Linked DNA regions of Homo sapiens: regions 1 and 3 are each linked to region 2. A link is a contact called in ENCODE Hi-C data. All regions are on one chromosome and are shown on one strand. The core of a region is the stretch at or near the end of the contact, and the rest is flanking DNA. Distances in the headings are between cores, read along the strand shown.

Evidence for each region. A loop is a pair of places that touch in the nucleus more often than their neighbours do. Pooled maps may share reads with other maps.
Region 1: a map of B cell shows a loop between it and region 2 (11-fold over the local background). The contact joins the promoter of METTL15 here to the promoter of EIF3M in region 2. A Hi-C loop is called at or near these places in 5 of 168 maps with a recorded cell type or tissue (B cell, CD4-positive, alpha-beta memory T cell, OCI-LY7 and 1 more) and 12 of 50 pooled maps.
Region 3: a loop to region 2 is called in a map of B cell, with 10 times the contacts of the local background. The contact joins the promoter of TRAF6 here to the promoter of EIF3M in region 2. A Hi-C loop is called at or near these places in 2 of 168 maps with a recorded cell type or tissue (B cell and naive thymus-derived CD4-positive, alpha-beta T cell) and 11 of 50 pooled maps.

What each region holds. Positions count from the first base shown.
Region 1 is chr11:28,106,971-28,109,670 of GRCh38, forward strand. It overlaps METTL15 (methyltransferase 15, mitochondrial 12S rRNA N4-cytidine), which reads left to right and starts at 1,418. Exons shown (of 7, transcript NM_001113528.2): 1 at 1,418-1,482. It overlaps KIF18A (kinesin family member 18A), which reads right to left and starts at 1,186. Exons shown (of 17, transcript NM_031217.4): 1 at 1,094-1,186. RefSeq lists enhancers at 399-923, 464-723, 924-1,447, 1,634-1,713.
Region 2 is chr11:32,582,544-32,585,243 of GRCh38, forward strand. It overlaps EIF3M (eukaryotic translation initiation factor 3 subunit M), which reads left to right and starts at 1,288. Exons shown (of 11, transcript NM_006360.6): 1 at 1,288-1,386. The coding sequence starts at 1,345. RefSeq lists enhancers at 999-1,651, 1,294-1,443 and a silencer at 1,074-1,133.
Region 3 is chr11:36,508,911-36,511,610 of GRCh38, forward strand. It overlaps TRAF6 (TNF receptor associated factor 6), which reads right to left and starts at 1,362. Exons shown (of 7, transcript NM_004620.4): 1 at 1,138-1,362. It also overlaps a transcript of RAG1 not described here. RefSeq lists an enhancer at 1,181-1,230.

The DNA of each region.
Region 1 (2,700 bases), core at 168-2,667, 4.5 Mb before region 2:
AAATAAATGAATAAATAATAGAAAAGGAGATTAATTACTACTATTAAAGGCAGATAATCTTTTAAGTTTTTTTCTTTGTGATTGTGCTTTGTAGATAATCTTTGTTTATTGAAATAGTTCTTACAAACTATGAACTTAATAAGAAGCACTATCTAGTCATTGGATATCACATTCTCTAGCATCAAAGTTTATAAAAACCTTACAAAAACGAAACAGGAGGCTAGACGTGGTGGAATGACACTAAAAATTAAAATCTGTAGAGTGCCTAAATTTCTACCTAATTATCCATAATCTAAACTATATATTATACCACAAAATCAGTTCATTCTGGTCAAATACTCTCTTCTCATATAATAAACAGCAGTCAGTCTTGGCTTCTCTGTAACTGAGTGACTAATGAGCTCCTAAAAAAAAAAAAAAGTCCTGCGGAAACCAAGAACAGACTATAGGACTGATTCTAAATGTTTACAGTTTAATTTCATCTGCAGAGCATTTGCCAAACAGTATCTCTTCCGTACCTCATCTGATCCTCGGCAATCCCGTTAGGCAGTCAGAGCGGCTTTTATCTCGATGCTACCTACAACTGGGGCTCAGGAGGGGTTCCCGATTGACCAGTGCAAGACTAACAGTTAAAGCTCTTCAGACAAAAATTTTATGCAGTGATGAACAAAAGCTCCTCGTTTGATAGGTAAGCCCCTGGGTACGCTTATATGTGAGTCTGAAACAAAACACTCCCAATTTGGAGTCCGGAAAAAAGCTGACACTACAAGGTGCTGGGCAGTTAAAGTTCTCTGCCAGTCTGGGAAAGGGGCCAAGATGCCCTTTAAAACTTAAGACTTCCTCTCAGGACTTAAGGAGATCCCTGCCCTTCCAGCTGAGCAGTCGAGGATTACGGTCAAGCAGAGCTGTGCTCTTAGCAGGTTCTCGAATCCCTTTTTCCTTTCACTTTCTCCCCAGGTACCCTGATCCCCCACCCCTCAACGCTTCTGTGTTTGTCAAGAAGCCCACCTGGTCTTCTAGACCTGAAGCGGCAGGACCCTCCGTTCCCAATAATACAAGTCACCAAAAGGAGCGTCCCAGAGTCCAGTTTTACCTTCATGTGCCTCTCACTCACTTCAGGCCCAGGCCAGGTTACCGCAACCACTTCACTTTAATGTCCGCCTCCCAGCGCTTCAGACTCAACCACAATATTCAAACCCAAGCCACTTTCCTCAGCGCTTCGTTTCATTGGCTGCCGCTCGCGTGATGTCATCACGTCGGACGCTGTCACGGCTCGCGGCAGCTTGGCGCCAAGAAGCTCAGCCTGGCTGCGCAGGGGAAGCTCTTTGCTTGCTCGTCACCGTGGCAACGCGCGCGGCCGTTTCCGGAGGCGGTGGCCAAAGTGGGCGGGGCTAGGCCGGAGCTGCTGGTGGGAGGCAGCCACTTGAGATCACCAGGCCTCCTGTAGACCGGCGGGTGCAGGGCCCGGTCCCAGAGTTAAGGGTGTGAGTGAGACTGCTGCGGGCAGGGGTTGGCCTATGCCCTCTGCTAGGGGGAGAGGTGGAGTTTGGGTGTGGATTAATGGGTTCTGGGTGTTTATTTTCTTTTCTCTGAGTAGTGAGGCCTCCAAGAAGTTGTAGGGACCTGTTTCTTCCAGACACATTAATATGGGCCAAAATGTGGGGTCTCTTCACCTGAATTAATTGGAGATCTTTTGGGTTGAGGCCTCAGGCTTCATTTCTCAGGACTTCCAGGCCTACTCCCATTAGTACTGACCGTGAAACTATTTTCTGTTTGGTTACTTTTTACATTCTCTGTCTAATGATGGCATAACAAAATAAATTTAAAGATTTTGGCTTGGTTTATTATTAGGTGAAGTGATTTTTTTTAAGTCCCAGGTTATAGATATTATTTCAGCATAGACACTTTAAAAAGAGAGAAAATACCTGGAACAAATCGGAAATACGTTTGCTAAAATAACTTTATTTGGCAGGGTGTTTTTAATAACAGTATCTGAATTTCATTGTTCTATATATTACTGTTATTGTATCCATTTAGCAATTATTTAGATTTTAGACACAATAGTATGCAATGGAATCAAACTCTTCCCTCTTGGAGCTTATATTTTGTGGATTCAATATCACTTTATAAATAGGATGACTCATACCCATGCAGAGTATTATAAATGCAACAATATATGGAAACCTCTGTATTATGGACATTTATTTCCTGTTGAGGAAAATCGGGAGTATTGTGTACTGTATGTGATGCATGTTATATTATTGTTTCTGATCACTAGACAGAGGATCAATAAAGCTACTACTTATTTTTGGCTGTATTACGTGTATCTTAGCTAATGAAATGGTTATTTGTGTGCTGCTGGTCTTGGTAATAAAATCGAGATGTCTTTATTTCCAGTAAGAACTCATTGTATAGTACTTTACGTTTTGACTTCCCAGGTATTTTATTAGTCCCTTTACATATGGTCTCTCAGTTAATTCTCAAAACAGCCCATGAGACGTAGGTAATATTATTTTCATTTTTCTGAGAGAAAACTGAAGTTTTCAGAAAATTCCTAACACAAAATTTTGTCTTGAACTATACAGGCAAGGCAATTCAGAATTGAGTCATTTGTCTCTGAAATACTTTCTGGATTAAGTGACATTAAGAGAATATCTTAATCCAGTCTGAAAATATGCATATTTTGCCAGTTGCTTGTAA
Region 2 (2,700 bases), core at 38-2,537:
AGCCACTGATTCCTCTCATAGGTACATACCTAAGAGAAATATACGTACACACAAAATCTTGTGCACTAACGTTCATGGAAACATTATTCATAATAGCCAAAAAATGGAGACAACCCAAGTGTCCACCAACTGATGAACAAATCAACACAATGTGGTATATCCATAACAATGCAATATTATAAGCAATAAATAGGAATATAGGAGGGATACATGGACGAACCTTGAAAACATTATGCTAAATGAAGTAAGTCTGACTTAGGCCACCGTGTATTTTGTGATTCCACTTACATGAAATGTCCAGAAAAGGCAAATTCATAGAGACAAAATGTAGTGTTTGCCAGGGGCTGGAGAGAGGTGGGGCCGGGGGTCTGGGGAGTGATTGCTGATGGGTAGTTTCTTTTGTAGGTGATGAAAATGTTCTAAAATTAAATAGTAGTGATGGTTGTGCAACTCTGAAAATACTAAAAACTACTGAATTGTGTATTTATTTTATGAGACGGAGTCTCGCTCTGTCGCCCAGGCTGGAATGCAGTGGCATGATCTGGGCTTACTGCAACCTCCTTCTCCCAGGTTGAAGTGATTCTCCTGCCTCAGCCTCCCGAGTAGCTGGGATTACAGGCGCGCACCACTATGCCCCGGTAATTTTTGTATTTTTAGTAGAGACGGGGTTTTGCCATGTTGCCCAGGCTGGTCTCCAGTTCCTGACCCCAAGTGATCCGCCCACCTCGGCCTCCCACAGTGCTGGGATTACAGGCGTGAGATCCACTGCGCCCAGCCAAAGCTGCTATTTTTTAAAAGCGGCAATGAACATTCTTGTACAAGTCTTTGTACGGACATACAGTTTGGGTAGAAGAATAGCTGGGTCATATGCTGGGTGGATACTGAACTTTTTCAGAAACTGCCGCTCCTCTGCAAAGTGACTGCACCATTTTATGTTCCCAACAGCAGTACAGGAGAGTTTCAGGTCTACACAAACCCATCCATACTTGGTAAGACCCAACAAGCTTAACATTTCAAGGGAAGGTGGACTTAGGGAGGCGCCAGCGGGAGGCAACATCAATGCAGTTAGCTACACGGGCCTGAAAACTGGAGGCCGCGACAAGCGTCGCTGAGTGGAGGCCCAGTAAGTCCCACCCACTAGGCCAGCCCGAGCGCGTCTGCCACGCCCTGCTGCATTCCGCGGCGAGAGCGCGCGATAGGATTGGCTCTCAAGGCCCCGCCCCAACAGGTCGCCGCTCAGGGTGACCCGGAAGCAGTTGCGCCAGCAGCGTCGCGCGGCCCAGTTCCCTTTTCCGGTCGGCGTGGTCTTGCGAGTGGAGTGTCCGCTGTGCCCGGGCCTGCACCATGAGCGTCCCGGCCTTCATCGACATCAGTGAAGAAGATCAGGTGTGCTTCGGTCTACGGGTGCCGCCACGGTGGGGTGGGGGATGTCCTAGTAGCGCAAGGGACCGCTGCCGAGCCTGGGCCGGGCGGCCGGGGCTGACACCCGCAGCTGTTCTACACGCGAGAATGGGGAGGCCGGTGGCTGGGGCGCGCGTTCCTGGCCTCGATTCGCACCAGCTCGCCGGCCGGCGGTCCCAGCGCGGGGCCCGACGCTTCACCGCCAGCTCCCTGGTCGGCGTCGGGACTCATTTCTGACGACATAGTACTTTTAGACTGATGAGGAATGATGTCTGCTTCCGTCCGTCAAATGCAGCCACATTCGGAGTGGGAGGTGGTGAATCTGTAGTTAGCATAAGCAGGGTAGGGAAAAGTAATTTTGTGCTAAAGATCAAAATGCCGGGCCGGGCGCGGTGGCTCACGCCTTTAATCCCAGCACTTTGGGACGCCGAGGCGGGCAGATCACGAGGTCAGGAGATCGAGACCATCCTGGCTAACACGGTGAAACCCTGTCTCTATTAAAAATACAAAAAAATTACCCGGGCGCGGTGGCACGCGCCTGTAGTCCCAGCTACTGCCGAGGCTGAGGCAAGAGAATCGCTTGAACCCGCGAGGCGGAGTTTGCAGTGAGCCAAGATCGCGCCACTGCACTCCAGCCTGGGCGACAGAGCGAGAGTCCCTCTCAAAAAAAAAAAAAAAAAAAAAGATCAAAACGCCCGTATTACTGTGCGATCACAGGCGAAGACGACCCGTATTTTACACTTGCTTTCTATTCCTACTTGTATGAGGGTGAGAGTTGTTCTGTACCCCGGAAGTATGGTATCAGTTCAGCTCTTAAATTCTGTGAGGCATACACCTGATGGACCATCCTGATATTTTTAAATTTCCCGTTTGGCGTTTGCTCTTTGGTATACAGGGCTGATGGTTCTCATTTTCCCCATAACAAAAGTTTAACCTTATTTGGTAGGAGTTGAACACGACATCGTATTCTTTAAGTTAATTTTGTATTGCTGAAAATTCTTCTGTGAAGTCCTAACTTTGTCGTTTTATTTCTGTTACTCCACTAACACGGAAGTAACTTCCAAATGATTGGATATCATAAACTTCGCATGGAAGTTTACTTGTCTAAGACAACTTACAGAATTGCGGGAGTGAGTTCCCCCTCTCTCCTCCCCCCGCCCCATGGTAGGAATGCAGTTCCGATGCTCTGAAGAGCAAAGTAAGAAGGGAAAATGCAAAAGGCGGAGAAAAGGTCAAGGATGGGGAGGTTAAGCACAGATAGGAAGATATGAAAGACAAAAAGATACCTGATTAGAAATG
Region 3 (2,700 bases), core at 112-2,611, 3.9 Mb after region 2:
ATCACAGAGAAGAGCTCATGTTACAATTCTGAAATATTGTGGTGCATGCAGGCTGAAACTCTGATGTGATCCTGTACCCACCACATGCCGGACTCCTTCCTAGAGTCACAAAAGAGGCCACATTGTTCCTGCCTATACACTCAACCTCAAAATTTGAAAAGCCCCTCTCCCTTCCCTAGTAATCAAAGGAGAATGAATGAAATGATAGCGGCCAAGTTCACAAGGCCAACACAGAATTTCTTTACCAGTTTTTCTCGTTTCTACATGGAACCTGTGTAACAAGACATTCAGTAATAGTAATCTGCTCTCAGAGAAAGAAACAATTAAATACCATACAGCGAAGCTGCTAATACTTTATTTAGGTGCTTTCTGTTCACATTCAAGACAGTCCTAACTCAGCTGGAGTTCCCCTTAAGCCAAATACTAGGAACAGCTTTATCAACCCGGCGTCTGGAACAATCGCTCGAACTACCGAGTTTAGGGGCGGGGGAGAAAACATTCGTGTCATCTGAGCCTTTTTTTTTTTTTAAACTCGCTGCCTGAGACTTCTATAGAGTTCAACAGGGAATCCAAAAATAGCTTTCCCATGACAGTGACAGCCGGAGTCGCCAGGAACGTAAAGGATTTTTTAAAAATTTAAGCAGGTGTTTGCTCCAAGGAGCGGACAACTGCAGGAGGCAATTTCCTTATCTGGGAAGGGGAAAAAGCGGAGTTGAGGGGAGCGAGGTTGAGTAAGGCGACGCGGGGTTTTTTAGGGGGTGGAATGAGCGAGGAAGAGGAGGCCTGGGGAGCAGAGGTCAGGGGACAGGGAACGGTGTCCCCGACCTGTGGGAAGCGTGGGGACAGAGGCTGCGTCCCGACCTGCAGGAAGCGAGGGGCAGGGAACGGTGTCCTCGACCAGCGGGAAGCGAGAGGACAGGGGCGGCGTCCCCGACCCGTGGGAAGCAAGCGGGTAGGGGCGGCGTCCCTGACCTGTGAAAAGCGAAGGGACAGGGGAGGCGTCCCCGACTGGTGGGAAGCGAGGGGACAGGGACTGCGTCCCCGACCTGCCGAGAGCGAAGGGGCGGGGGGCGGCGTCCCTGACCGCTGGGAAGCGAGGCGGCGGCCGCCAGGAGGAGGCGCCTGAAGGAGACTCACCGTTCTAGTGCGCGGGGAGGCCGAACCAGGAGGGCAGGGCTCCCCCACCAACCGCACGACTCCGCTCAGCCAAGGCGCTGGTAGAGGACGGACACAGACACTGCGCGCCGAGACGAGGCTGCTTGGACGGCAAACTCTGGATCCAGTGGGAGCCTTCGCCACCTTCGCTGGCCGCCCGCAGGCCAAGCCCCAGCTGCGGACGCCACTGCTTCCGCCTTCTCTGCTGGCTGCGGGGAGCGAGGGGCAGGGAGCGCGCCGGGGAGGAGACAGAGCGGCCGAGTTCGGAGAGAGTGCCCCCTGGCGGTGATCCTCCAGGCGGACTGTGGCGCGGGCCGGGCGGCGCCCCCAGCCCCGCAGCCTGGCTTTCTTCCTGCTCGGGTGTCCCACCTGGGAATTCGTTGCACCGCACAGCCGAACCCGAGTGTGTCAATGGGTGTGTGTTGGAATGAGGATGGCGACGAGAAGATCCCTCCCGGAATAACTTAATTTGGTGAGCAGTGGCGACAGTAGTAATCCCAAACTGCGCTTTTATAGCACCCCTCTCCAAGCAGGAGAAAACCCCAGCTGGGCTAGATCGCTTGACCTTCAGGAATTCTTAAACCCCTCCCCAGCTCCACCCTCCTTGCCCAGGAAGTTTCTGCGATCCATAGAACCCTCTATTATTACCTGCTCTTCCCCTTCATCCGGTCCAAGGGAGTCAGCCCTTGCCTTAAATATTTCTTTGAATTTCCTGCCAAGAACACCAGCGCTTTGTCTTTCTCTGTCATGGGAAAACTATTTTAAATTCCCTGTTTAACTGGTCATAAACGTCTAGAGAATGTACCACGCGTTTTGCTGGAGAAGCACAAAAGAGTTTCATCCACCTCTGCATATTTGGTTCATCGTCCACCTCTTAGGGGAGGTTTTCCAGGATAGTAGTCATGCGTATGTATCCTGAAGCCAGAATGCTTGGTTCCAATCCGGTTTTTCCTACAATAAATGTGTGATTCAGGTAAAATACTTAATCTGTACTTGTTTCAGTTTTCTCATCTCGTATTAACATGGGGATAATAATAGTATCTACCTCACAGGGTTGTTGGAAGGATGAGATAAAATATGTAAAGAAATTATTTAAAACTATCTGGCCAGGCACAAATAGGCTCATGCCTATAATCCCAGTACTTTGGGAGGCTAAGGCAGGAGGATCACTTGAGGCCAGGAATTTGAGACCAGCCTGGGCAACATAGTGAGACCCCATCTTTACACAAAATTTAAAAATTACCTGGGTGTGGTGGTGCATATCTGTAGTCTCGGCTACTCTGGAGGCTGAGGTGGGAGGATGGCTTGAGCCCTGGCAGTCAAGGCTACAGTAAGCCATGATTGCACCACTGCATTCCAGCCTGGGTGACAGAGTGAGACCCTGTCTCAAGGAACAAACGAACAAACAAATAAACCCAAAACTAGGACATAGTATGGGCTCAATAAATGTTACCAATACTATATGTCCTACTTTCTGGCTGCCAATATTCATTAAAAATGCTTCTCTTTTTAAGAAGAATTTATCACTGGTTCTCAGGTTCTGTC